Linked DNA regions of Homo sapiens: all the other regions are linked to region 4. A link is an interaction called in ENCODE POLR2A ChIA-PET data of the cell type or tissue named here. Cell type or tissue: HepG2. All regions are shown on one strand. Links, peaks and the distances in the headings refer to the core of each region. The heading gives the core; the rest is flanking DNA.

The links. Peaks named below come from ENCODE experiments on the same cell type or tissue, not always from the same donor. Only the 100,000 strongest peaks of a DNase experiment are listed, where the experiment ranks them.
Region 1: POLR2A ChIA-PET joins it to region 4 with 11 read pairs; 4 of 35 experiments call an interaction of 5 or more read pairs at or near these places.
Region 2: POLR2A ChIA-PET joins it to region 4 with 14 read pairs; 4 of 35 experiments call an interaction of 5 or more read pairs at or near these places.
Region 3: POLR2A ChIA-PET joins it to region 4 with 47 read pairs; 11 of 35 experiments call an interaction of 5 or more read pairs at or near these places.

Annotation. Positions count from the first base shown.
Region 1 is chr6:154,841,062-154,848,711 of GRCh38, reverse strand. No RefSeq gene overlaps it. Among named protein-coding and RNA genes, the nearest start is that of MIR1273C, 8.5 kb to the left of the region's middle. In HepG2, for the core only: no CTCF peak of the experiment used is centred there; no DNase peak of the experiment used is centred there.
Region 2 is chr6:155,441,034-155,448,683 of GRCh38, reverse strand. It overlaps NOX3 (NADPH oxidase 3), which reads left to right. Exons shown (of 14, transcript NM_015718.3): 5 at 5,266-5,411. Among named protein-coding and RNA genes, the nearest start is that of NOX3, 11 kb to the left of the region's middle. In HepG2, for the core only: no CTCF peak of the experiment used is centred there; a DNase peak (open chromatin) is centred at 4,363.
Region 3 is chr6:155,394,651-155,402,300 of GRCh38, reverse strand. NOX3 (NADPH oxidase 3) reads left to right here. Exons shown (of 14, transcript NM_015718.3): 13 at 5,339-5,492; 14 at 6,727-6,933. The coding sequence ends at 5,465. Among named protein-coding and RNA genes, the nearest start is that of NOX3, 57 kb to the left of the region's middle. In HepG2, for the core only: no CTCF peak of the experiment used is centred there; a DNase peak (open chromatin) is centred at 2,840.
Region 4 is chr6:155,325,273-155,332,922 of GRCh38, reverse strand. No RefSeq gene overlaps it. Among named protein-coding and RNA genes, the nearest start is that of TFB1M, 15 kb to the right of the region's middle. In HepG2, for the core only: a CTCF peak has its summit at 5,219 (motif pointing left); DNase peaks (open chromatin) are centred at 3,712, 4,082 and 5,212; H3K4me3 peaks cover 2,008 bases.

The sequences.
Region 1 (7,650 bases), core at 1,805-5,804, 480 kb after region 4:
ACAGACAGAAAAACAACTCTGTATCTATTGTTACAAGTTATTAAGTCAAATTACTTCAGAGCCAACATTAAGCAAATCAGATTTTATTATACTAGACACTTCAATTAATTGAAAATACTAGGTTTGAAATCACTGACTGGGTCAAGTTCCAAAGTGAAAATATTTATGAGACTGTTCTTTTATTTTGTTGTGTTTTGAGACAGGGTCTCACTCTGTCACTCAGGCTGGAGCCCAGTGGTGCCATCGTAGCTCACTGCAGCCTTGAACTCCTGTGCTTAAGCAATCTTCCCACCTCAGCCTCCCAAACAGCTGGTACTATAGGTGCACACTACCACTCCTGGCTAATTTTAAAGTTGCTTTTAGTAGAGACAGGGTCTCACTATGTTGCCTAACCTGGTCTTGAACTCCTGGCCTCAAGTGATCTGCCTGCCTTGGCCTCTCAAAGTGTTAGGATTACAGGCGTGAGCCGCTGTGCCCAGGCTGTTTTTACATTTCTTAACAATATGGATCCAATCTTTGAAAGTGCTCAATATTAAAAAGTCAGAAAGGCCATATGCATTGATTTCCATGTTCACAGGATATTTTAGTCTAATATATTTGGATCACATTGGATATTCATTCCTGGGCCCATTATTTCATAAACACGAAAACTTGATTTCAAAAAGAATCTGGATATATTAAGGTGGTAAACAATGCTTGTGCTTTTCTAAAACAATCTTTTTACTGGGTTCTCACTAGTTTTGTTTTCTTTTGGAAATAACACAAATGTATGAGTCCTTTTCTTTTTCTGACTTCTTTTCAATTCTGTTCCCTTATAAAATTTCTTCCTTCAAAGCAGTTCAATAAAAATAAATTGCCCCTTTAACATTTTTTTAAAAATAAAGTTTTAACATCTGAAAAAAATTAACTGGGTTGAAAGGCCATGTAGTAGTATGTTTTTAACAATAATTTAAAACAATTTTGACAAGGTCAAACCTAAAACAATTGGCAAAAGTTGTAGTTATTCCATTTAACAACTCCATTAAGGATTCCTTTCCCTATACAGAGGTAAAAAGAAGGCTAAAATATCATTAGGGCATTATGACATCTATAAAATTTAGAGCTAATAAATGTTATCTGTATTCCTCTCTGATTAAAAATACTAACTCAGGAACATAAACATGTGAATGATTAAATTGCGCAAGATGTGATTTTGCATCTCAAGGCAAGTGAAGACAAAGAATGGTATTGGTATGGTGTTAATCAAGGGGCAGTAACATGTAACAATTCACAAATCATCCTAAGTACTAAATTGTATAGTACAAACTAAAAAGACACTGCAAACTAACATTAACGACTGTTAATAAAGGCATACAATTTTATGTGGTAAATTGCTCCATGACCAGGGATGAAGAATAGGTTTCAGATCTAATGCTAAAACTGTGACTTACAGTGGCTGCCTGGAGAAATGTGAAAAATATTGGGTAAGCAGTAGAGTCCTGGGATAGATTAATGGTATATGCCACACCTGTGAGATAGAGCATGTGTCTCTTGGGAGAGGGAGAGGAATGTTGGTGCACCTTTTATATTTTTTTTTTCAAGGATCTAGACAGAAACTGGAGTGTGGTAGCACAAGAAGGTTAAGTTCCAATACTGATGGACATTACAATGTTAACTTTCCCCAGGCTCAAGGTTTTTTCTATCGTTCAACTTGTGGGAAAGTATGTGAGTCTGTCCTCTGGGGCTTGAAAGATTCTTAATTACAGATGAAAACTAAGAACAGAAGGATTTGGGAAACCCAGAAGCAAAGGTGTTAGGGTCTCAATAGTCCTTTTACAGAGGTAAATTACAGATTGTACTGTCTTTTGAAAGCAGAAAGGTAGAGCAATCATTAGGGTGGCACGAGGGCATTGAGAGTGCTATGCATTGTCATTTACTCAATAAGTTGTAGTATTAAAGACGGCCCACGGGTGTGCATCAGGCTGTATGGGTAGGAATATTCTAGAGGTTTTTCTTTCCTGGGCTTAATTCCCCAACCAGATAAAATACCTGATGTTTAAAATTTTGGGTTTTTAAAAAAATCACCCCAAGAAACCTTCTGTTTAACATGTCCCTATATGTACTCTTAATATACAATTAGCCGAACGTTATTTTTATTCCAATGAATCAATCCTGAACATGCACACTGACTCACTGAAAAAAAGCACCTCACTTTGCATTCATCAGTATGATATAAAGGATTTTAGAATAGTGGTTAACAAACCAAAAGTCACAAAAAAGCACAACAGAAGAAAGGTTTCTCCTTGCTTAAAAAGGTCAAAGGCCAATAGCGGACACATGCCTGTCCACTGCTGTACCACTCTCAGCCATGGGTACATCTGCTCTCTCTTGGAAGCCTTGTACAGTCTCAATTAACTTTTGGCAGATGGTCTAAACAAAGTAGCTAAAGCAAATCCACAAAATGAACCACAGTACCCAAGCGACTAAGAGCAATGGGTACTAATTTGAAACAGCACTGTTAGGTTATAATAAATCAGAATATGAATCAATGACTCAAAAATGACTGAAGGTTAGTATATTTTTCAGCCAGCTCTCAGTAATATTACTGCTTTGAAAATTACAGGTGATTCTCTTGCTTACTCTCCTCTACCCTGAGTATACATTTAGTATTAATCTCTGGTTACTGGAGAATTTACAGATATCATTATCCTATATTTTATTTATTGAGACAGGGTCTCCCTTTGTTGCCTAGGCCAGAGTGTAGTGGCACAAACATGGCTCACTGCAGGCTCAACTTCCTGGGCTCAAGTGATCCTCCCACCTCAGCCTCCCGAGTAGTTGGGACTACAGGTGCACACCACTATGACTGGCTAATTTTTATATTTTTTGTAGAGATGGGGTTTCGTCATGTTGCCCAGGCTGGTCTCAAACTCTTAAGCTCAAGTGATCTGCCCACTTCAGCCTCCCAAAGTCCTGGGATTACAGGCATGAGCCACCACCCTGCCCAGATGTCATTATACTAATGAAGACTGAGTTGTTCCTGATGAGAAAACGTATCAGTCTTCAACGATCCAGTTCTTGCTCTCCCTGTAAGTGGACTGAGGTGAAAACGGTTTGATAGTCTCTTGATCCGGAAAATGCCACAAAACCATGCAAATCAAGAGGTTCAAGTTGTCATGTTCACTCAAGAACACTTGTGAAAATGCCCAGGCCATTAAAGGTACGCATGTACAAAAAGATCACCAAGTTATCCGAAAGATGTCACTTTACAGAAACAATGTGTACCATTTTGACATTACAGGGTGGAGTTGGTAGGTGTGCCCAGGCCAAACAGTGGGCTAGACACAGGGTTGGTAGCCCAAAAACAAAGCTAAATTCTTCCTGAACATGTTTAAATACACAGGGAGTAACGCTGAACTCGAGGTTTAGATGGAAATTCTCTGGTCACTGAGCACATCCAGGTGAATCAAACACCCAAGATGTGCTAGCCACTGTCCTTTCAGAGCTCATGGTCAGATTAATTTGTATGTGAGCTCCCTCGGCTACATGGAGATGATCCTCGCTGGAAAGAAATTATTCCTAAGCCATAATTGTTCTGTGGCTGCACAGAAAAAAAAAGATATCCCAGAAGAAACTGAAGAAACAAAACTTACGACAGGGGCATAAATTCAGAATAAAATATATGCATACATAAGTAAAAAAAAAAAAAACCTAAATGCTAAGAATTTGGTAAACAGATGTGAGACTTATGCAGAGAAAGAAGATACTGGTTTTAAGTTGTCTAATTCCTGAGAGAATACTCAAGGTACCATAATAAAAAAAAAAAAAAGATCAAAAGAAAATCTACAAGGCTTACTTGAAGGTTCTTTTAAGGTATAGAATACGCATATGCACGCATGCATATATGTGTATGTATCTACACACGTTATTTCCAACTATGAGCTGTATTAGAATATTAGAAACTAATTTGAAATGTTAAGCTAAAAATGTAAATAGCCAAGAGAGAAACAAAAGTAAAGTCAGATTACTCATTGAGCAATTAAAAGTCCTTATCATGAAAAATTAACCTGGCTCAGGCCAGGCCAGGCATGGTGGCTCACACCTGTAATCCCAGCACTTTGGGAGACCGAGGTAGGCAGATCACTTGAGGTCAGGAGTTTGAGACCAGTCTGGCCAACATGCTGAAACTCCATCTCTACTAAAAATACAAAAATTAGCTGGGCATAGTGGTGCACACTTGTAATCCCAGCTACTCAACAGGCTGAGGCACAAGAATCTCTTGAACCTGGGAGGTGGAGGTCGCAGTGAGCCAAGATTGCACCACTGCACTCCAGCCTGGGCGACAGTGTGAGACTCCATCTCAAAAAAAAAAAAAAAAAAAAAAAAAAATTAACCCTGCTCATCCATTCCCAGCTGGAATAGATGCTCTTGTTCAGTGTGCCTAGGTAGGTATTTTACAACCAACTAGACAAAAGGCAGTGTTGCATAATTACTTTCTTTTTCCACCAGGTCACCAACCACTTGAAGCTACAAAAAGGAATGAAGAGCTATCGTAACTGCTTATAACAAAGGGAAAAGTAGCAAAGTATTCCTCTAGAAAAGCAAAAAAACCCAAAAAAAAACAAAAAAAAAAACCCACAAAATACCTGAAAGGACTTAATGACTAACCACAAAGTGTTAGCCTCATTCAATTATCTGAATGCAGATATCATGACTGTGCAAGATATAGCTACACTATTCCTATATATCCTCTTAAAATCACTTCCATCTGATGTTTGGTGGCTTAGAAAAAAACTAAGGTCATACTCGTGTTTACAGTCACAGGATAACTACAATACTAACATAGCTAAAGAGGTTGGTTGGGACAAAATTATTTCTATAACTTGTAATGAACTCTCCCCCGCATCAGAATTTCTCCTTATCCATTAACACACACACCCTACTATTAAGAGAAATGTGAGGGCAACAATATTATCCCCTAAAAAGTCCATCTGTTATGTTTTTAAGCTCTGATAAGAAATTAAATGACTGCTTTACATTTAAAAGTTCAGATAAGTATCACCGTTGTGGCGCTTGTGGTTCCCACTGGGGCCAAGATCCCTACTGTTTTCCTAAACTGGCTATTACGAATGACTAGATTCCAGAATTAGAATATACATATCTAGAATCCCTACATTCCATAACTGCACAGATTTTGCTATCAGTCCTAGTTAAGTAAGTTCATTTCTCTCCCCCAAATAGATATTTCTTTTAAGGTCTCAAATTTTATTTGACAGACTTTGGGATAAAATGGCTTTAAATATGCTTTTCAAATTCTCTGTATCATATGGAGAAGTATAACAATCTTTAAAAATTGTCTAAATATGGTGTTTCATACAATGGACTGAGTCAGACACAATTTAAGGAAATGGTTAATTTATTTCAGTGATAACTTTTTTATCATGAATATATTCATGGGAAAAAGATATCTTTTTCCATTTCAAAAAAATTGGCCTCTTTCAAGTCCCATGGAAAAAATCTACTCTTAAAACTTTCCTACTTAATTGAATAAGAAAATCAGCTACACTGTCTTTAACCAGTTAATTATTACTATCTCGACATATTTAGACAATTAATAAAAGGAAGGAAACTTTCTAATCATTTTTCCTGAAATTAGATCACAGTCATCTCTCCGTGACAGACCCACCATCTGGGACAACAGGAAGCATGCCAATAGCCTAGTGAATTAGACAGCTGTGTTTAAAGGTTGGTACTAAGGACCAGAAACTCAAATAGAGCTCAAAAAGTTGAGGCTTTGGAGACAGAACTATACAACTCCATTTTTCCCCAAACTTTGGGTTGTATACTCAAATTTGCAAAAATAATTTAATTGATTGCAATTAATCTACAACACTAACTTAGATGTCCCAGTCTCCATTAGCCATTATTGACAATTAAAGCAATAGTGAATACCTATATAGTTCCACGTGCCAAGCAGTGTTTTAATTGCTTTGGTGCTCTTCAAAAACAAAACAAAAACCAGAATTCTCCATTCAGATTTCTATATAAGTTATAGGGGGCCAGGCGCGGTAGCTCACACCTATAATCCCAGCACTTTGGGAGGCTGAGGTGGGCAGATCACAAGGTCAGGAGTTCGAGACCAGCCTGGCCAATATGGTGAAACTTCATCCCTACTAAAAATACAAATATTAGTGGGACATGGTGGCACACACCTGTAGTCCCAGCTACTTGGGAAACTGAGGCAGAAGAATTGCTTGAACCCAGGAGGCGGAGGTTGCAGGGAACCGAGATTGAGCCATTGCACTCCAGCCTGGGAGACAGAGTGAGACCATCTTAAAAAAAAAAAAAAAAAAAAAAAACTTTTGGAGTCCTTGTTATAAGGCACCTACTTAGTAAGAACCTATATACTTATATAGTTGGATTTCAGTCAGACCCAAAGCTGTTTTTTACTTAATCAAATAGATTTTGCTAGTTAATACTGTGAGAAAATTTTAAAAAGTATTAGACGTCTAATAATATATAAAATACTGAACGAATTGGTTAATTTATTTGGTAAATAAAACAACCATTTCTAATATGACACTGAAATGGCAAAATGATAGTCACATCACACTAGGGAGAAAATTTTAATAAGCAGACAAAACAAAATGATAACATTGTCCATTCTTTCAAAGCACTGACATACAAAAGTGAAAAGATACAACAGTGCACATTTTCAGGGTACCTATGTTTACTGAAGTCTAAAAACTCCTCCACCTTTAAAAGTCAGCATTATTTCTTGATGGAAGAAAAATACACAGTAACTTTTTGATGTAATACTAATATTATTGGGTTTTCTTTGCAAATTCCTTTAGTTCAAGTATTACTAAAGAAACATAAACATATGGACATTACAAATTCAGCTAAAAAACTAGGTAGTGCTGACTATCCTGTTTAATGGTAATATATGTATTAGGTATTTAAATTTGATTATTATAACACAAAATAATTTTAACATGGAATTTCTATAAAGATGTATTTTGTCACTCTACAGTGCCTGCCTCTTCCACTGTGTTTTTTTTAAGATGTTCATCAATTTACCCAATTTTGTCATAGCTGTTACCAACTGAATTGTGTCCTCTCAACCCCAAAAATATACGTTAAAGTCTTAACTACCATGTCTGAAAATGTAACCTTATTTGGAAATAAGGTCATGGTAGATGTAACTAAGATGAGATCACACTGGAATAGGGTAGGCTCCTAAACAAATATAACCGATGTCCTCATAAGCAGAAGAAAACTTGAACACAGACGCAGAGGTAAGATGATGCAAAAACATATGAGGAAAGACAGCTGGGGGGTGATGGAGGCAGATATTGGAGTGATGCATCTACAAGCCAAGAACACCAAGGACTGCTGAGAACTGCCACAAGTTTGGAAGAGGTAAGGAAGGATTCTCCTCTAGAGCCTTCAGAGAGCATCGCCCTGCTGACACCTTGATTTTGGACTTCTGGCCTCTGGAATTGTGAGAGAATAAATGTTACGTTACCCATTTTTTTCTATGTTGTTGCAGGAGGCCCAGGAAACTAATTACACAGACCATCTATTAACATCTACCATTCTAAAAAAGCATCTTTTAAGGTAAAGCATTGAAGTCAGCAAAACCTGGGTTCGAATACCTATGCAAATCAA
Region 2 (7,650 bases), core at 2,288-6,287, 120 kb before region 4:
GCTCTAATAGTAGCCTTTATGATTTTTTTTTTTTTTTTTTTTGGTTCACTCTTCAATGGAAAGCTCCTTATTTGAACTCAGAAGTCCACATACCAATTAAATGCGCATGTGTAGTGTTTCCAAAATTGCTGCTCTCTTAAAAGTACTTTGGGGAGAACACAAAATTGTAGAAAGATCCAGCTATAGCACCTTTTAGCCTGGCACAATTGAGTGGGTTATGGAAATGTGTGTCTTGCGGTCCTCCAAGGGCAGAGAAGTGCGTACTGTAGAAAGTCCACAGAGGCCCAGGAAGAGCTCCCCCGCATAGCTAATGGCGTTGGATTTACTGCAAGACTGAAGAGCCCCAATTAAGCCAGAGTTGGCTTTGGAAACATGAAAACATGAGCTTTGTGTTTGCATTACTTCCATATTGGTCTACAAATCCCTTTTAGATGATAAATATGCTCCCAGTTAACTTCAGAGAAAGACACAGGAGCCACACAGCTGGAAGGGGGCTTAGATAACCTTGTTTAGTACAATCTACCCATTTCACAGATGGGAAAAAAAGGGCCTAAAAGAAGTTAGGTGACTGAGAAGTATCCTCTTCAGTATTCTTTCTGTTACATACTAATATCAAATCTAATAACATGAAATGATATTGATGACTAAGGGAGGGAGAAATCAAACCATATCACTGTTTTATCCCACCTCTGTAGCCCTTGTCCCTGTAACATAAACAGCATGGCTACTTATATTTTTAAAAGCCTAAAATGTAGAAGGGAAGGAATAGAAAATACAATGTCTAAAGAAGAACAAAAATAGTATCTCCCCTGGTGTCTATCAAGTCACAACAATTCTGAATTTAGCGGTTGGTATATCTTTAGCTCCAAGCCAAGATTGCTGTAAAATTAGGATCAGATCTAAGAGGAAAATAAAATGTTTAGACAAACAAAATCGGCATAAGCAGTTTTCTCTCTGAGAATGCCTGAGATAAATAAAATATTCCACTTTGTATGTTCTACCTTGTGAAAGAAAACAAAATGGAGGTAGCGAGAGCAAGGGAACATGTAAGACATGAACTTTAAAGTGTGTGACAAATACTGGAGAGAATAGTTTTTACAAATTCCCTCAGAAGCTGCCTCTTGAAAACCATCTGGGGCTTTCTCGTACTCCTTCATTAGTTTCTTCAGCTCTGTTATGGGAGACCTGGCAACAAGAATAAGTAAATAGTTTAATATCTTTGTTCATTCAATCAACATACTTAAATTTAGTTTAACAGTGTCAAATTCTCATGTGGAAATCAATCTAACAGAAAACAAATTGCAATCAACAACTCATTACAGAGAAGAAGAACGTTATAAAATATAAAGCCAGGCGTGGTGGCTCACGCCTGTAATCCCAGCACTTTGGGAGGCCAAGGAGGGCAGATTGCCTGAGCTCAGGAGTTTGAGACCAGCCTGGGCAGCATGATGAAACCCCATCTCTACTAAAAATTAGCTGGGCATGGTGGCGTGTGCCTGTAATCCCAGCTACTTAGAGGCTGAGGCAGAAGAATTGCTTGAACCCGAGAGGCAGAGTTTGCAGTTAGCTGAGATCGCGCCATTGCACTCTGGCCTGGGTGACAGAGGGAGACTCTGTCTCAAAAAAAAAAAAAAAGTTATAAAATATAAAAACTTATCCTGCAAAAAAGAAGTTATAAAATATAAAAAACGTATCCTGCCTTCTCTTTCTGACTATCATATATGGATTATGCAATGGTAAACACATCAGTTAACTTGGTCCGAAGCTCAGTTTCTATTTCTGTAAATTGGGAACAGCTTCACTCCCTGTCTGGAGTGCCCTAGTCTATGGAGAGAGAATTAAAGAAAGCTAGGAGGAGAGGAGTAAGGGTCAAGGGGCAGAATATAAAAGGAGCATTTACACCAACCTACAATGAGGACTCCAAATGTTGTGATCAGCCAGAAGCCTTAGAAACGGTTGGACTCTAGATTAAAGACACCAGGTAAACCATTCAGAGTTTTATCTAAGCCCATAGAAAAAACTAGTTTTCAATTAAAAATCAGGTATGATAATTGCTCATTAGTCAAACGAAGCAATACAGCTTGATGGTCAAAAGATGGGGCACCGAGTCACGCAAATCACTAAACCACTTTCATCACGAATCAACAGCAAATTCCTTAACTCTTTGAATACTGGTCTGTCGAATGAGAAGAAGGCTGATACCTGAGGAGGGTTAAATCAGGTAATATGCCTACAGCATTTACAACAGTGTCTGTTGTATAGTAAATATTCAATATGTTTGCTATGAGACGTACTACCTGCTTTTTAAAGACGTCGAGATAATTATCAGAAAACAGCAATTAGGAATACTGGACAATGTTTGTGTTCAATTTAGCAAATAGTTTCCATTTTGCATGTAGCATATTGGAAAAGACTCCTGCTAGATAAGCCTTTCCAGCTTTGTGGATGCTGAGGCTAAACAAGGCAGCACCTTCATAGACATGGCTGTATATTTTGACAAAGCACCTAGGGAGGAAACATAGTACTTCGTGGGTGCTAACCTCTCTGAAGCCATAAGGAAGCAGTAAACATCACGATGCGGAAACACTATCGAGTGCTTTGCCTTCTTGGGTGAGCCTCAACCTGAAGTATATTTGACTTGATTTTCAACTTAAAGGCTAAAGAAAAATGTGCAATATATATATATTATATATATATATATAGCATATATATATTATATATATATAGCATATATATATTATATATCTATAGCATATATATTATATATCTATAGCATATATATAATATATATATATAGCATATATATATATATATGTATATGTCAGCAGAGAAAACACTACTCCAACAAGGTTGTATTTATAGATTGATTTTCCTACCCTTTCATTACCCCTTCTACCTTTCTTTAATCTCATTGTCACTAAGCAAATAATTGTCAAATACAAACTGGTGCTGAGGTTTCAAGGATGAATAAAGTCCATCCTTGAGAAGTCAAAGTTCATCAGGGGTGCAGGGATAAATAGATACTGCAACAGTAATATCTGAGAAATGCTATGGTCATACTATCATTTGTGCTGGTGAAATTGAAGAATGTGTGATAGAAGTCAACTTTTGAAGTGAGTTGTAAGGCATGCGTAGAAAATTTTGCAAATCAGAAAAGGGAGTGATAGCAGGAACTCAGGTGACAAAGAAAAGAGGTTGCATAGAAGATAGCATTTCTAAATAAATCTGCTCCTAGGACCACAGGGACCAAAATGACACGAATATTCTCAGAAGTTCTTGCTGTTTCTTTTTCCCCATCACATCTTCTTCCACACCTCAACCCACAATGTACAACCACGGAGGATCCCGTAACTCACTCACAACCTGTATAGACTTTATGATAGTCATAGGCCCTGCTACTTCTCACTGTGGGTGCAGAAGAAAAGAAGATATCAACTGGGAAATTATCTATACCCCGGGCAATGAATTCTCATTTCACACACGAATCTGATCCCAATGGCAGTTATCAACTGGCCACCCAGCGGGAGTTTCATTTGCAGGAAAAGCATCGGTATGTTGTTGTCTAGCTGTGACTGCTGGCTTCCCAACAGATTTGGAAAGAGCAGCATCAGACACAGAATCCTCAGGCCAGACGATGCTGGGTTCTTAAGCTTGTTCTCTTCATTTAGAATTTAGACACCACCAAGTCCCAGAATTAGAAAGCTCCATTTACTTCTTAAGAATATACAGAAGGTACATTTAGTTCCATAAATAATGGCTTATTTCAATCCACCAGAAATAACACATGCAAATTTATGTGTGAATGTGTATGTGCAGGGGTATATATACATATAGAGTAGTCCCTCCTTGTCTGCGGGGTATACATTCCAAGACCCACAGCAGATGCCTGAAACAGGGGATAGTACTGACCCCGACTGCCATCCATCAGAACATGTTCCTTTTCATGTCTTCCACCCACAAATGTAATGCTTTTTTCATCATAAATAAGCACTTATCATGCATTGTGGCTGTAACTTTTGCAGTTTGAGGTGTGACAGCGAAACTAGCACAAATGTCTTTTTTCTTCTTCACAATTTCAGATAGAAGATTTGTTCTTACCGTAGATCTTAGCAACTTCCACATACAGTTTTTTTCCTTTCCTTATTAAGTAGAGAACTTTCACCTTTTCACTTAAAGGAAGCACCTGATGGCTTCCCTTTGGTGTAGCCGAATTGCCAGCATCACTACTTTTCCGCTTTGAGGCCATTTTTAAGTAAAATAAGGATGACTCGCACACAAACACTGGGATACCGTGACAGTTGATCTGATAACCAAGAGGGCTACTGGATATGCTGGACAAAGGGATTATTCACATCCCAGGTGGGACAGAGCGGGATGGCATGAGATTTCATCATGCTACTCAGAATGGCATGCAGTGTAAAACACAAATTGCTTATTCCTGGAATTTTCCATTCAATATTTTCTGATTGTGGTTGACCTCAGGTAACTGAAACTGGAGAAAGTGAAACTTTAGACTGGGGGGACTACTGTATACTAAAATGTGGAAAGGAATAAACAGAAAATAGAGTGGCTGAAAGAGAACAAAAACAATATCTCTCCTGGTATCTATCATTTACATTATATACATACATATCAGCATGTATAATGTACAGTATTCTAGAATAATGCTTTCCGATTTCTTAAGAAGTTATATATACTTGTTTCTTTTAGAATTATTTCATATATAATTATGCTGAGATATCATAACATTTATTCCACTTCCATGATAACTATACACTTTAAATTATGATGAACTGAGATTTACTTTATTTATTAATATAACTTAAATAAATGTGGAGATTTTTGTACAGTATCATATACATACATATCAGCATGTATAATGTACAGTACTCTAGAATAATGCTTTCCAATTTCTTAAGAAGTTATATATCATTATTTCTTTTAGAATTATTTCATATATAATTATGCTGAGATATCATAACATTTATTCCACTTCCATGATAACTATACACTTTATGATGAACTGAGATTTACTTTATTTATTAATATAACTTAAATAAATGTGGAGATTTTTGTACAGTATCTTTGGAAGTATTCAATCCACTCCACTCAAAGCACTGGGAAAGATGTGTAAATACATCACTTTTCCTTGGAGATTACAAAAACCAGAACAGAGAAACTTGAGCACAGAGACACTGTATTTTTTAGTAACTAGGGAGAAAGCAAGCCACAGGGTGCATGTTTGGTGTCATCTCCTTGTCCTAGCCATCCACATCGTGGCGCATTTCTTCAACCTGGAACGCTACCACTGGAGCCAGTCCGAGGAGGCCCAGGGACTTCTGGCCGCACTTTCCAAGCTGGGCAACACCCCTAACGAGAGCTACCTCAACCCTGTCCGGACCTTCCCCACAGTGAGTTCCTGCATGCTAACAAGCTTCTCCCCTGAAAAATCCGTCCTTTTCCAGTCCTCTAATCAGGAACGCTATATTGAAAAGCTTTTAATAAAAGAGCTGGAGAATGAATTTATATGTGAATTTGTTTTCAATTTCACATTTTCTAAAAAGTTATTTTTTTCTCATTAATGTTGCTGGGAAGTTATGAGCAAGGAGAAAAAGATATGTCACCTAATTAATTTATATATATATACACACACACACTAGAAACGCAGTAACCTGTTAAATTCCTAATATTTTAAAATTTAACATTTTAAAAGCAGTTCAGGATTAGATATTTTTTCACTGATGTTAGACTCATAAAGAAGGTGAAGTGCCAGCTAAACACAGAGATTATAAATTGGATGTCTTCATTTTCAATCTGCAGATTGTTTTCCGGATCTGTTCTCCGAATGCCTCATACATTGGCACATATGTGAATAGCTGCTTTGCCAAATCAGATACTGGGCAAAGCAGCTAATTTCATAATGAGACCTGCATGGCCAGTGACATCATTAATGCTAATTACCTGTGTGCACAGACTGTCAGCAGCTATGGGGAACAAAAAGAAAACCAAAAATGTAGCCACAGCAATCTATGTTCCGAGATGAAGACGGTCGTCTCCCTTAATTCACCCCTACCTCTTTCTTTGTGGTTGATCTCAGTTTTTTTCCACATACCACCATATTGGCATATGTGTGCAGCACGTTGACCAGACTAAAAATATCTTTATTGCCCAAGAAAAGCCGTAAGGCAATACACTTCAGCAATGAAAATCCCTCCATTCTTATCCAGGCCATCTCTTTAAGTGACCATTTCCCCATGCAGCCTTATTTAAAGAACAAAAACTCAAAATCTGGTTTTGGGACACTTGTTCCATGTCATGTCCCCTAATTAGCCTAAGATAATTTTCAATATCAGGCCATTGATCAGGTTTAGTTGAGCTACCTTTTCTTTTATTTTTTATTTTTATTTATTTATTTTTTTTGAGACAGAGTCTCACTCTGTTGCCAGAGCTGGAGTGCAGTGGTGCGATCACGGCTCACTGCAAGCTCCGCCTCCCGGATTCACGCTATTCTCCTGCCTCAGCCTCCTGAGTAGCTGGGACTATAGGCACCCGCCACCACGCCCAGCTAATTTTTGTTATTTTTAGTAGAGACGGGGTTTCACTGTGTTAGCCAGGATGGTCTTGATCGCCTGACCTCGTGATCCGCCCACCTCGGCCTCCCAAAGTGCTGGGATTACAGGCGTGAGCCACCGCGCTCGGCTTGAGCTACCTTTTCTTAGCTGACAGCTATTGGAAGCAAAAATTTCACACTTCCGAATCAGAACTACAGCTGCCCTTATGAGTGGGGATGCCTTTGTGTCCGTCCATTGAATCACAGCATTTGTCTAGGCACCTACTGAGGTTGCTGTTTTTCCCCACTAAGACGCTGGAAAATCCATTGCTACACACACTCAAGAATAAATCTCAACATTTTGCATAGTCTATATAATAAATAGTATTTATTAAAAATACTTTTCAAGCAATGTGATTATATATCTTACTAGAAAAATAATAAAGCTACTACCAATGCAGTAATTTCAAAATTTTAGAAGCAATATACTATGTAAGTACTAATTAAGCTCAGGAAACCCTCTAATTTAGGGTATTTGGAGAGAGATGAGTATCAATAACACAGAGTGTACATTATAGAGCATTTTTAGAGATGCAGTGGGATTGTTTTGGAGGATACATTGCAACTGTAACCAGTCTATAAATGTGTTGCAAGAAAGAGACATGGCGATTTGCCTTAATAGGCAAGGAAGAATGATGTGAAATTAGCATATCATATGATGTAAATGGATTTCTAAAATGCCTGAAGGTACTTGAGAAGAAAATATTTTAAATGTTTGAGACATACCCCTTTCAATTTTATTTCCACTCTTTGCTCTATGAAGAAAAAATAATGAAGAAGTCCCTGTCCGAATTACCTCCAGATCTCAAAGCCGCCCAAATTAATGAGATTTTACTGACAAAAGATATAGTGAGTTTATTGAGCTCATGGCCGTCTCAACGATAGTAACACAATGTATGAATACTAATGACTTGGCAAGAACATGGGAAACTCACAATGAAAATAAACTGCTGTGTGATGCTATTCTAAAAGGCTATTTTACTGTCCCTTGCACTCACAGGTCAGAATTCTGGCCGTTTAGCCGTGTCCACCAGATAAGA
Region 3 (7,650 bases), core at 1,205-5,204, 70 kb before region 4:
GCACAGAAAAGTACTATGAAACAAAAACATTAAAAATTATTCTCCCAATTAAAATATAGTAGGCTAATTAAATACATTCATTGCCATCTATGTCTTACTAATCTAGAGAAAGGTATCTTTTTCAAAAATGGAAACTGTATTGCATTTTTTGTAAACATTGTCAATACGTTCACAAGCTTTAGGTAAATGTTCAGAAAATCAGGAAAATATTTCCAAGAAGGTAGACAGAATGAAAATAAAAATACCGTTGTCACATCTAGTTACTTTTTTGATAAACACACATTGTACGGATACTCAGCTTTCTGAATTTGTGGATCAGTTGCTTTTAATTAATTGAATAAAATAATTTTCCATAGGCCTTAAATCTTTGATCTTACCCTTCAGATAATATTTGTAGTTTTCTACTTTTGACCTATCTGTTAATAACTTCACCACGCCTTTTAGGTGTAAATTTGATGTAATTAATTACCATAAAAACTTTAAAGTTTGGTCATTTTTTTTTTTTTTTTTGTAATTTCAGTAGACGTATTTCTTTTAACTTTGAAGAAAAAAAAATAGAAGAGTACTACCATTTGTTAGAACAGTTTAACCCAACCTAACGATGAAGAAAGGTGTCAACTTACCATATGATTGGGGGCTTCTAATCCATATTGCATGAATGTATTTTAGACCACCTATTGTTTTCAGAAACGTGAAAATACCTTTATACTAAATTGAGTAAATGTGTCCATCTGGACCCACATTTGCTTGTGTATGCACCCTTCAATTCTCATTTGTATGTGCATATGTGCAAAATGTTTTAAAATGATATTTTTAAGAAATTAGCATTCTGATTATAGCATACAGGGCCCTTTATCTAACAGGATATCCTAAACATTCATTATGTGACTAAAATGTTCAGAATACTCAAAGAAATAGACTTAAATGGAAATACAACACATGATAAGTTACAGCTTCATGGGAAAAATAAAGACACCATAAACTTATGATGAGGAAATTGTCAGCATATTCCCATAGTTCCTTCCCATGAGAGGGCATCAATCTCTCTGGTTAGACCCAAGTGAAGATTCAATAAAAATTGCTGAAATTACTCCATTTGTGGTAGGGGGGATTGGAGAGATGGGTGAGTACAGGGTGGATTTATCATTATACTGCAAAATTTCTTCAATGGCATTACCTATCTATCAAATTATTAGTTTGGCAAAATATTTGGTTACTTATGCATGAAGGCATATATATGTTACTGTTTTATTGGGGTGGGGAAGGGTTGGCAAAAATGGCTCTACCATTCCCTGGGATCGGATGCTACAAGTCATCTGCTTTCATTTTTCTTCCCCATTTGACCATAAGCTTCTCAAGGGCTTATAGCTATAAGCAACTTTATCTATGCACCTCAGAGCCTAGCAAAATGGCCAGTATGTGCAAGTGGCAGCACCATGAGACCAATGAGGGAGCTGGGACAAGTGTCCGAACAGCACAGTTCTGGCTGCCAAAGAAAACAGAGCCTGTGGAGTGTGGGCAGGAGCAGAATCACAACAGTGAGCCTGGTTAGGGACATCTGCAGCAACTCATGAGCAACTGAGTAATTAGGACACAGAGAAAAGTAATGTCGTAGGCTGCTACAAATTAACTGGGAGATAGGTTAAAAAAAAAAAAAAAGCTGGCCAGCACAATTATCATCTGCGGTTCTGAAAAAAGAAGGTGTTGTACAAAATATAATTATGTGATGAATCATTTGGAGGCATTTCTAATGAAAAACACTCACTAGAAAGGATTAACCAGAAGTTGTGTCCATTGTCTGATACAGAGTTTGTAGCTCTCATCTTCTTTCTAAGCCTCCATAAATCCACGGGAAGCTTCTGTTTATCGATTTTATTTGCAGAATGCACTCAGGGTATAAAGTAATTTGCTTTTTTTTAAATAGGGTTTAGGGTCTGCCCCTACAGGGTTATAACTTACCAAGCATAAAAGCCAACACATAAAAACAAACATACAATTTAAGGAGAGAAGGGCTCACGGCAGCAGAACCTGGGAATTCAGCGAGGTGGTGGGATCACTCCCGGGCGCACCCACACGCCCATATATCTGCTGGGCTGAAATCTCCTGGTGGGTGATATTTTGGATGCCTTTCATGCATGGCATCGCTGAACTGTTTTTGAAAAATGCACCAACCCCACAGAGAAGAGCACAATAGTTATTTAGCAGACATAGAGAGGGAAAGGAGAATTTTCTTTATTGTTTATCAGAGCTAAAAATAATGCTGTGAATGTTAGCCATCTTTGCAGCTTGTGTAAAATTTGTCCTTTTCTCATCAAAGTCAGCAGCCCAGACTGATCAATGCCATTAACATTGTCCCCGATCCAGCTCCCCCATGCGTGTGCAAGCTCTGTGGCTTGCAGGCTGTAAACTGAAGAATAGCACCTTGCGTTTTTATACTTCTTTTGCGGAGAATCTCTATTTAATTCCAAGCGATTGTGGGTAATTAAATTTTATAGAAGAATTTTTTCTTTACCAACCCCATTAGGGTTCTGTTGCACTTGTCCGTTGCCTCATAAAAGAAAAAAAAAAAAGGGAAGCTGCCACATCTGTCCCTTAAACACTTGGCTTGGATTCTCTGCCCTGTGATTCACAGTATGCATTTGTGACAAGAAGTTCTCCATACTTGGAGTCACAAATGCCGAGAAGAGTAAGCCAGGCAAACTGCTTGTGCTGTCTGTGGGGACAGTGATGCACAGAGAGCCAGTGAAGGGCTGACCTTTCCACCTTAGCAGAAGGTAGATAATAAATGGCCTTTGTGAGACTTTTTGGTGATTGCATCACCACGGCGGATATGGCCCCTGAGTAAAGTGTGGACTTAGCTGTGCAGTGTGATAGCCACAACTTCAAAAGACTCAGGGGAGCTGTGAACTGCTGGGGACACCAGGAGAACACCAGGCAGCAGCAATCAGAATCCTTTGAAATGGAGTCTTAAAGGCAGAGCATCAAAGGGCACCATCAGGTCTGCAGTTACTGTTGCTGCAAACGAAAGAGCAGTCTTAGCCCATTGGAGTGGGCCAGTGGGCAATCTCTTTGGTGACATCTACACTAATGGAAAAATATCACCACCCATAACAGCATCTTTGAAAATAGATGCAAGGACACCTCTGGGCATCAGACACAAAGCAAAGCTGTGACTCCTCACTGGGAAGGGTCTCGCCTGATCCATCTACCATTCAAAATGTTTCAGTCCAGAGCTCAAAAATCTAGTGCTGATCTCAGTAAGTCTACATAATCACCTCTGTGTTAACACCCCGCACCACCTCTTCTGTTCAGCTTCACGGAGCAGGCAGACACCAATAGCCATCGCGTGGGAAAATAATATCAGGAAGCTAGCCATTCCTGAGAGCACACCATGTGCCAAGCACAGGACCAGCGGCCAGACCTGCAATGTCTTGCTTGATCCTCACAGAGATTCTCGGAGCTAGATTCTATAATTCTCCCCATTTTATAGATGAGAAACTGGGGGCTTTGTGAAGGTAATTGACATGCCCAAAGTTACCCAGCAACGAAGTGGTGGAGCCAAGAGCACTCTTAACCATTGCCTTTTATTTCCATAAACACCTCAAAATCTCTTCATTAAGCCATAAACTCATACCTTTCCATGGGAAATATTTTCTGAAAAATTACTTTCTCAAATTTAGCCATGGGAATGATTTCTTTGAAAGTAGTACTGCTACATTTTAAACATATTGTCATTTGTAAATTAAGCCATTGATAAGTTCCTTTGAAGCTGGAGTTTGAAATGCAGGGGAACCATCAATTTCTACTGTGGATGTGATGGTCCTGGAACACACAGTTAAAATGTGGCTATGACACATGGCAGAGAACCATGTTAACATATGAGCTAAGAAGAACTAGGCTCTATAGGCACTTCCCAGCAAGATCCATGTCTGAAGAAACAGAGATGGTATAGTGAGCTGGTCCTGAAGCCCAAAGAATGTCTTGATGACAGTGTTTCTCAAAGTGAGGCTCACAGGGCGATCTGCCTCAACACCACCCGAGATCCTCACTAAACATGCATTCCTTGGATTCGAGCCTAGGAATCTACATTTCAACAATCTGCCTAGATGATTTTATGCACAGTAAAGCTTGAGAACTTTTGATCCACACTAGAGTAACTAATTCAGCTTATACTAGAGATTGGAAAAAATGCTACAAAGAATAGTAATATTCAAGACAAGAGAAAAAAGACATGGTCTCTAAAAATCTCTATAGAGACTGATGCACCCCAACTTCCAGAAACAACTTTGAAACCCTGTGCAGATGTGGTGTTTATATGTAGGCTAAGTTGCAAGGCATTTGAGCAGCTCTGGGATAGCCACTATATGCAAAAAGTATCTCTCTGACATAGTTTTCTGAAATGTCAAGATTAGAGATGACAACGTTTGGGTGACTATATTTTCAGCAATGTCTTTTTCTTTTCCAGCTCTCCCTTCTGGCCTTCTTTGAAAATTAAAGTAATTCCAACAGGAGAAATTAATTAAATTGCTATTACTTTAGCATTAATTTTATTATCTATAAAAAGGCAGGGCTGAACAGGATATTAGTGATAACTAACCTTTTTAAAACCCTTTTGAATGTATTATCTCATCTTGCTTTTGATAAAACATACAACGTAGTCCTTATCATCTTTTCCACATGCAGAAACTGAGGTCTAGTGACTTGCCCAAGACCACGCAGATACTACTCAGGAAAGCCATTTAGTCATTCATTCAGCAAATGTGTGTTGATTGTCCACTGTATGCCAGGCACTGTTCCAGGTGCTGGAATAAAACAGACCAGGTTTATGTTCTCAGGAAGTTAACATCTGGTCACGTATCCAAGAAGACATGAATCAAGGTCACCTGGCCAAAAAGGAGGTCAAGTCCAGGCATTGTGTAAGTGGCTGCAATCATATAGGTCAGGGATTGGGAAACTCTTCCCATAAGGGGCCAAATAGTAATCATTTTAGGCTCTATGGACTGTATGGTCCCACTCTCAACTACTGAACTCTGCCATTGTAAAGTGCCAACATTGCAGGGTGTTGTATCAAAACCCCTCAACAGTTTCATGGCCCCTTTCCAGCCTCAGTCTTCTTGGCTCCACCTCCCTGATTAATTTAGGGGAGGATGCTGGGAACCTAGGAGAGAGCATGGTGCTGAAAGTAGGTAGAAAAAAAGAATCTAAGAAAAAACGACATGGAGGGAGAAAAATAAATAAGTAAAGCCACAACCACTTCATTAATCTTATCATTGTCTTGGCTTCTGGCTGGCCTTGCCTCCTGGTGACATTTTATTTCCTTTTCTTACCCCTACTGCAGCAGCAGTATTGGCGTGTTCTTCTGTGGACCTAAAGCTCTCTCGAGGACACTTCAAAAGATGTGCCACTTGTATTCATCAGCTGACCCCAGAGGTGTTCATTTCTATTACAACAAGGAGAGCTTCTAGACTTTGGAGGTCAAGTCCAGGCATTGTGTAAGTGGCTGCAATCATACAGGTCAGGGATTGGGAAACTCTTCCCATAAGGGGCCAAACAGTAATCATTTTAGGCTCTATGCACTGTATGGTCCGACTCTCAACTACTGAACTCTGCCATTGTAAAGTGCCAACATTGCCACAAACAATAACGTCAATGAATGGGCATAGTTGTGTTCCAATAATATTTTACTGATGGACGCTGAAGTCACATTTCATATAATTTTCTTATAACATGAAATTTTTAAACATTGTAAAAGTCACTTTTCGCACATCGACCATCCACACACTCAGGGGGCGAGCTGGATTTGGCCTGTGGGCTGGAGCTTGCTGACCCCTGGCATAGGCTGTCTTTCCCAAACTTGTTTCCATTCCCTACATTACATCCAACACGGAGACTCACGCTGCTTCTTGGCTTGAAGTCTCCTTTAGAAATCATTTCAAATTTTCATTTCCCTGATGGCAGAGACACCCACCTTATATCCAAACCTGATCTTTTCTGCTTTAAACTTAAGCTCCTTTTGTGCTTTTGTTCATCCTCTGTAGACCGGAGAAATCACCAATGGAGGTTATCTTTCACAAAAATCCTTTAGATACTTGAAAATGATAATCAAATCATCCCTTTCCTATCCCTTTTCTGGTCCAAACAATACTAAATTTTTAACCTTTTGGCCTAGGATATATATTCAAGCCCTTCCATCATCTTGTTACTCTTTTTCAAATTCAATTCCATCTCTTCACATCCTTTTAAAATGCATTGAGAAGCGTGACTAGTATTGAGCAAAAGAGGGACTTTCTTAGAGCTTATATGCCATATATTTACAAATAAATTTTATGTTTTCTTTTCTTCCTTCTTTCTGCCTTCCTTCCTTTCTGTCTTCCTTTCATATTTCTTTCTCAATCTCTTTTAACAAATGCTTGTTATTCTACCACATTTTGGTCTGTGGTCTTCTTAACACTTATACTCCTACTCAACTTCTGCCCCACAAAATAACTGAGATTTTTTTTAATTCCCATTGCGCCAGTCTTTCTATACTATGCAGCTATTTTACTCCCAAGATGTTTACAAAGTAGTCCTCACATCTTATAATTCTTGCTACTAATATTGATTAATTTTTTAGAATTTTTCTAATATTTCAAGATTGTTTTGAAGTTTAGCCCCAGACACTACTACTGGTATGTAGCTTGTAATATCTACATATTTCACTGATAATATCTCAAATCTTTTGTTTAGGTTTTCAATCAAGTTATTGATTCCAAAGAACTCCACCAGGAATTCCTGTGACGGCCTGTTGATATGAGCTCCCAGTTGGGAACTGGTGAATAATAATTAACTATTGTGAACAGTACACTATACCATACTTCCTTAGCTTATAAATAACATGTCATATACAACAGAACAAAAACATTTACTGAAATTAAAATATATTATGTTTCTCAAAGGCTTCTTAACTTTGTGGACTGTCATTCTGCCATAAAAGAGAATTAAATTGATCTGACATGATATGTTTTGACAAAGGCAGCCTCTTAAGCTCTCTAAGTATTTCTAAATTATAAATTGATCACTTCTTTTTCTTTATCCTCAGATTTTTATGTTGACCTGATGATTTCTATGATGATATTGATTTTATAAGTTAGGAATATTCCATTCATGTCTAAAAAAATTATTTCTACTATCTCTGCATTAGAATTTCTCAGTAACTTGAGGTATTGCTTGATGCATATAACTCAAACTCTACTAATTTGAATAGAACCAGTCTTTCTGTGTAATCATTTCCCCATTTAAGTTTAATTCAGGCTTTGCAACCAGAAATTTCTATAGTTAAATCTAATCTTTACTTTAGCAGGATATTAAATATATTAAAATTTTTTCTCTTGGTCATGTTTAATTATTACTTTTCTTTCTCTGTCTACTTGAAAATAAAAGTACTTTTTGATCATCTAATTTTGTCTAGTAAATTAGAATATACTTGCCCTTAAACACAGATTTTGCCACTTTTTTTAAGCTCCGGGGATGCTGTTTGCACCCCCTTTTGTGTTTTGACCTTTATGCTACTTCCCTGCATACTATGTAGAATCAAACCTATCCAGACACAAAAAAATACAGAAGTCAATAGGTTTCTTTAATGCAGCAATGACCAAATAGAAAATGTGGAAT
Region 4 (7,650 bases), core at 2,254-6,253:
CCTCCTGCCTCAGCCTCCTGAGTAGCTGAAATTACAGGTGCCCGCCATCACGCCAGGCTAATTTTTGTGTTTTCAGTAGAGATGGGGGTTTCGCCATGTTGGCCAAGCTGGTCTCGAACTCCTGACCTCAAGGACCCACCTGCCTCGGCCTCCCAAAATGCTAGGATTACAGGCATGAGCCACCACGCCCAGCCGAGCATCTCTCTTTAAACTACTTTATCCACACTGACAATTTACATTCAGTACTAATCAAAAAGGAAACTAGAGGCCAGACACGGTGGCTCATGCCTGTAAATCCAGCACTTTGGGAGGCCGAGGCAGGTAGATCACCTGAGGTCAGGAGTTTGAGACCAGCCTGGACAACACAGTGAAACCCCGTCTCTACCAAAAATACAAAAAATTAGCTGGTGTGGTGGCAGGCGACTGTAATCCCAGCTACTCAGGAGGCTAAGGTAGGAGAATCATTTGAACCTAGGAGGCAGAGGTTGCGGTGAGCTGAGATCGTGCCATTGCACTCCAGTCGGGGCAACAAGAGCGAAATTTTGTCTCCAAGAAAAAAAGAAACTAGGACTTCAACTAGGGCATTTTAAAACACCACAATTACAACATAGGTTTAATAATAAAAAATAAAACACTAACATCCAGTGATCACTCAGTGTATAATAGTCCTTACGCATATAAAGTACTTTATAGAATTATCTCTTGTAATCCTTCCCAGCACCAATGCATACAATGGTTTAGGTTGGACATTGCATGAGAGTAGCACAACTAAAAAGACTGTCACATCATAGCCCTTTTTATCATTTTGAAGACTGTTCATATTTTTATCATAACTTGGCTAACTTTAAAGATGACAGAGCTATATATTTATGAAGATAGTTTACTGACAGGTGGCAGTAAAATGTCTTACTTAATAGGATTGATATATATTACATTTTGCTTGGACTTACAAAGGAAGAATATATTTGATTATTAAAAGATCTTGATGATCTAACAACATTCAAAATAACCTACATTTCTAAATAAGATTTTTTTCTCACTGAAGTACTAACTGATTAGTATCTTAAATTTTTTTCAAATCTTTATACTTCATATACTCTGGCACTTGTCTTCTGTACTCAAGTAAGATAGCAGAGTTCTATTTTAAGTATACAGGCATTTTCATTATGATACAAATAACTAGGTAATAGCTAATATAATTTAGCATCAATAATATACAAAGTATGTATTAAATTGACAAATTAGAGATTACTATGTAACAATCTGCTGATTATATTAGAGCACTTGTTTATTTGTTGCTATGGAAATTTTATAATTAACTGCTGTTAAAATTTTTGACTTGTTATCTATAAATTTGATTTTCTAATTGTAATTAAAAATTCAAAATGAATATTACATTGTTTAATCATTTGATGTACAGTATTTATTCAGAATGACTTTATGTTTGTATAATTGTAATTAATGATAGTATATAATATACTAACTTCAAAAGTTCTTTTTTCACTTGAGGAATGAGAGCCTTTCTCTAATTCACACAAAGGTGTCCTGTGGGCTAGCAGCAGCCTTGATCTTTCAGCCAATTTCATGATGGAGAAGATACTGTTATTATCTCCTTTTTACAGAAAGGGAGGCTTAGAAATGTTAAACAATATGCCCACATCACAGAGATAGCAAGTCATGGGGCAAGATTCAAACCCTAGCAGTTTGAGCCAGAGCTCAACGTAGGCAGCGTAACTCTCACTGCTGAATAGCAAGGTTTGAGGAATTACAGGTATCACCTCCCAAAAAGGACCTCCCATACCTTCCGGTCCGGATGGACATTTCTCCCACCGATGTCACTTATTGATTATGCAACAAAAGTGAATGCATTTCTTCCGGAAGATCACAGTGGTGACAATAGAAGCTGATCAGAACTAGCAAGATGGAAGAGTCATTCAGTGTGGATTTCCAAAAATATGTGTATGTTTCAGGAATTGATGAGAAGCACATTTTGATGAAAAACAGACCTAGATTCAAATTATTCCTCTGCCACCTACTCAAGAACCCTTCCTCTCAAACTCCTGGTCCCCCTCCAGCATACAAAACCACATCCTATATATATCTCCAACCATTCACCTGTCCAAGCCAGGAACCTGGGAATCAGCCTTGACACCTTCCTTTCCCTCCCCACCCCACTTCTTCGCACCCATCGCCAAGACCTGTCCTTGACTTTGCAAATATCTCACACACATGTTTCTCACCCTGTGTACCATTGCCACCCTGGCCTCACCATTATTTCACCCCAGAATTACTATAATACCCTCTTAACCACTTTCCCTTCTCACACTCTGACTCCTCTCCCATTTGCTCTCCCCACTGCACCCAGATTGACTATTCATCTCATCAAAGAATGCATTCCCTTAAAACCTGCGAATGCAATGCCTATCATTTCTAAACATCAAGCTCTATCCTAGCCTACACAATCTTACAAGATGTGCCACCTCTCCTTCTCCAGTCATCTCCTCTATACAGCAGACCTGCCTGCTGATTCTCAGATACTCCCAGCTCCCTCCTACACCAGGGCCTTTGCACATGCTTTCTCTTTGGACTACCTAACACCCACGTATCTTTCATTACTCAGCCTCACCATCAGAACCTCCAGGTACGCGCTCCCTGACCTTGGCCTTTCCTTCATATCTCTCCTCACGTCTACTGGCCCAAGGGCAGATCTGGTCATTCTGTGCTAGCTTCTCCTATACTGCATGTTTTGTTTTTTCCTTCAGAGACTTTATTACAGGTTGTAATTATACATTGATATATGGTTATTATTGGTTAATGTCTGTCTTCTGCCGTGGACTATAAGCTACATGTGGGGACTATAAGCTTGTTCAATAGCACACAGAACTATGTAGCTATGAGCAAATTACTTAAACTTTCCCAAAAAAAAAAAAAAACAGTGTGGGGGAACAATACTGCCTCAAAGGTTTTTGGCAGGCTTAATCAGCTATGTAAAGCACTAAACAGAATAGGCTCATTTACTCGATACATGGTAGCTATTCCTGCTGTTATTCCCTACAATATGCTGTGGGCCGTCAGAATTTGTCCTCATTTTAAAATTGTTTCTAGTCTCGTAAAAAGGGAAAACATTCACACAAATAATTAAAACACTATAGGATAAGAGTCTATCACACTAGCCAACAGGAGGCCTGACCTAACAGGCTTTGGCCTTCGCAAATGTGAAGTCGCCGACATTCAGGATACCTTCTATCATCTCTCCTTTAGGGACCATCAGGATCCTGCTGCTTGGATCACAAGCATGGCATTATCAAGAGATTGGCTCAAACACCATCTCCTCAGTGTAGACCTTCGTGATGCTGCCAAGAAGAATTAACACCTTTTTCATCCCATGTCCTCCAGCAGTGTGTGTCTGTGTGTGTCCCTATTAAGAAATTGAAGTTCCTCAAAGGCAAGAATCATGTTTTTCATTTCTATATTCCTAACCAAATCAACTACAATAAATGCCCAAATAAGTTTCATTGAATGAATGAATGAATGAATGAATGAATGAAAAGGAAATTAAAATTACACACACAACAGTGGATATGTAGAAAAGACAAGCACAGCAAGAGCAACTAGGCTGCCCAGGGAGGCAGTATGCAAGTCCAGAACCTAGCTTATGTTCAGAGGGCTTTCAAAAGACAGATCAAAGGAAGTGGAGCCTGGGCAAGAGGCAGCCCTAGTCTGTTTACTCTTCAGTCACTTTGTAACTTACCTGCTGCCCCCACCCCAGGTCTGCTTTGACATGAGATCTTTAAATGTTGAGGTGGGAAGGGGGGAATCGCTTAACTGCTATCTGATTCTTCATCTGTAAAATAAAGCTACTGACACTGACCTTCCTCATAGAGCTATTGTGTGGGATAATTAATTAATAATTGCAGAATCCTTTAAGAGTATAAAGTGCAACATAAATGCTAAGCATAATTTCCACACAGTCTCTGCTGGCTCTTCTCAAGCACATTCCGGCGGCCTCGGGGTCTTTGATCTGCTGTTATCACCTGCAATAGAGCAAACAATGCCTTTGTATCATTAAGCAAATACATAATGAATGGTATTCATTGTTAAAGGTTACTTAGCAATATAACTTTTTTTTTGCCTTTTGAATGGGAACATCCACCGGTGAGAGGATTACGTAAGCTAATAGCTAATGTATCAAAGGAAAGGAGAGAAAAGAAACAGCCATGGCAACCAGAGCAATAGGGCCCAGGCTTTGGCCCTCAGAAGAAACCTGTATCCACCTAGCAAAAGGAGGATAAGGACTAACTGGGAGAAAACCAGAGGGGATGGTGAACAGAAAAGTCAACAACAGGAAATGGCAGACTGTGGCCTAGTCATCCTCTGGCTGTCAGATCTCGGCTTATTGCATGAGACATAATCTGCCATCTTCAGGAGTGTGAACCTGGTCCTCTTCGAGTCTCTGGGTTCTTCCCTTCATGCCGAGTGGTGCTTTGGTGGGAAAATTGTGTTTTTCTTTGAATATAACCTTTTCTAGAGATAGAGGTGGGCGGCACTATGATCAGAGAACCTTTATCCTCTGCATTCCTCCCAATGCTCGGCTCTTCCCCGAGAAATGGCCCTCAACCCAATGCAGGGGCAATGGCTAGCCCCAGGAACAATCATCCCAAGATTCTCAAGGTAAGTGAGACAGACCACCTCCTCCCATAAAATGCAAAAAAGCTCACAACTTGTTCATTGGCTCACTTGATTTAATATCAAAAGATTGGAACAGTGTTACAATTCCCTTAAGTGTTCCTTTGAGATTTAAACAAAAGAAATAACAAATGTTTACTGATTTGGTTTGGATTGTTCAAGTTTAGACTTCAGTACTCTAGCACAGTCTTAAGGTATTTGGTAATTCTACAAGTTTAATTTTTAAATGTTAGAGTTAACTTTTATGTCATGTTTTTCAAAAACTATGTGAATTTACAATGTACTCCTCTCCCTATATTCCTTTAAATAATACCCAAAACACAACTCTCATATACCCCTCTATGTTTTACTGCCTTGGCTACAGGGATTTTATGTCTCTTATTTGGCATTGCTGTTTATTGTCACTTCCCCCATAATTCTGGTTTTTGCTGCCCTGTTTTTTTATCCTTTTGAAAGTCTTTCTTCACTATGCTAAGTCAAACTTTGAAACTCTTGGTAAATGCCATAAAATTTTTCTTAACATGGAACAAGATCGCCACCCAGTGGCCATGCTGAGCTTCACTCTATGCATTTTTCCAGATTTTTCCCCTCACACTTTTATTTATCTGGACTGCAGAACAGAGGTGTCCTTAAAGAATAGCCCAGCCCCTTCATTTTTCTGAGGAGAAAACTGAAGGTCAGAAAGGTTAACATTTGGTCAAGTCCACAATACCACAATAAGACCCATGCCTTAGGCCAGGCTTCAGTCCTCATGTTTTCAAGGACTACCTCAGAACTGGAGGTGACCTTCAGGATCAGCCAATCCAAGCCCTCTAACATACAGATGAGGACACTGAGGCACAGAGAAGAAAAATGGCTTCTCAAGATTTATGGAGCTGACTAAATGGGACAAAATTAACACTTAGCCTGATGTTCATTCTCCTACTTAGACCAATCTCATTTTAAATATTTTATTTTCCCCCTTGGATTATCATAATTCCAGCCTTTAATAGGTGACCATAGTAGATGAGCATAAAATGGTCAGCCCTTGCCTTCCTCAAAATGAATAAAGTTATGTAATGGGAACCGTCAGAAAGGTAAAATTCATTCTCATTAATGAACTGTTCATTGTTGGTATATCCAAAAATATTTCACCACTTTTGTTTATACTTAGGAGGTGATAGATTTAATTAAAGGCAATTAGAAATTCTAACTATGCCTTCTTTCAGTTTAAAGAGAATACTTGGCCAGGCTTGGTGGCTCACGCCTGTAATCCCAGTACTTTGGGAGGCCGAGGCAGGCGGATCACGAGGTCAGGAGATCGAGACCATCCTGGATAACATGGTGAAACCCCGTCTCTACTGAAAATACAAAAAATTAGCCGGGCATGGTGGCGGGCACCTGTAGTCCCAGCTACTCAGGAGGCTGAGGCAGGAGAATGGCGTGAACCCGGGAGGCGGAGCTTGCAGTGAGCCGAGGTCGCGCCACTGCACTCCAGCTTGGGCGACAGAGGGAGACTCCGTCTCAAAAAAAAAAAAAAAAAAGAATACTCATCTCTGGTTCAAAATGTCTTGATTCTAGAATTTCAGTACTTGGATTTGAACACTTCCTCTGGCAAGTTAGGGATGACTTCACATTGTCCACTAACTTCAAAATCCTCTTTATGGCATGAGAAAGATCCACAACATTGAAGAGTCCTTATCACTCTAAATAATTCTGAGTTCCTAAACTCAGGTGAATAAGATTCACAGAGGGTAGCGGATGCTGCCTGGCTTTGCCCCACCCCAGATCCGTATGGTCCTCCTGAGTTCATCTGCAGCTGTGATCCAGGCAAACTGACAGCTCCCCACCTCCCCTGCTGTCTTCCATGCCTGGGGGCTTTGGAGCCTCCCCAGCTTCTGGTGGGACAATGCTGAGTTGGGCTGCACACGGTTTTTCAAAAGATCCCCTGGGATTGAGCCCCAGTTGCCCTGGAGCCCTAACATGAAACTACTCCCTAACCCCTGGAATTGGCCTTTCTCCTTTTCCCATGGCATTTTCCCGACTTCCTCACTTGTGCTTCCTGGGATTACCTCTCCAGGAGGGGCAATTAAACAAACAACCTGCATCCACACCCTTGCCTCAGGGCCTGATTTTCAGGGAATACAAACAACTGACTCTGCATTGTAGAGAAGCCCTGTTTTGCCTTGATGACACATCTAGTCTCTAATAATGGTGTCCCAAGAGGTTGTTCAGTCTGGCCTTTCTCCCTGTATACAAGCAGATTAACTAGGAAGCATGAGAAGTTGAAATGTCAGGGCCTATCACTCGAACAAGCCATTTTCAAGCCTTGGGAAGGGCTCTAGAAATCTACTCACATGGTATATGTTTTTGTAAAATTTACAAAGGCAAGACATTTTAACCCTAGTCAGTCAAGACCACTGTCTCTTTTCAGGTTGTATTCTGGTGACGGAGAGTACTTTGGGAATCTAGCTAAAGGGGAAATTGAGTTAGAAATACACATTTTAACTGAAATTTGGCAAGATGTTTCAGAACATTTCAGTAAAATAAATGTAAAATTACAGACTCCTGTTGGGAGAATATGGAGTGTTCTTTCTGCTATCTTTAAATCAAGTATTTAAAGAACTGAGAGAAAATGTCAATAAAAAAGTAATAGAGTAAGACACAAAAGCAACAGAGTGAGCAATAAAATCAATAGAAATTATTTCAATATCAAGAAGTAAATTGCAACAAAAACATTCAGCATATCAAATGCAGTCAGAAGAATAGAGTAAAAATAATGATAGGCTTATGGATTATTTGATAACACAATTAATAAACACAAGTGAGTCATGTGAATACACTGGAAAAAATTAAATACCCCAATTTTTTGACACCAAATATTGATATCAATGAATAAAATATAAACTCAAAATACATCACCACAATGAGTACACCTATGACAAACTGGTTAATGACTGTCATTAATTCAAAGTACTCAACATA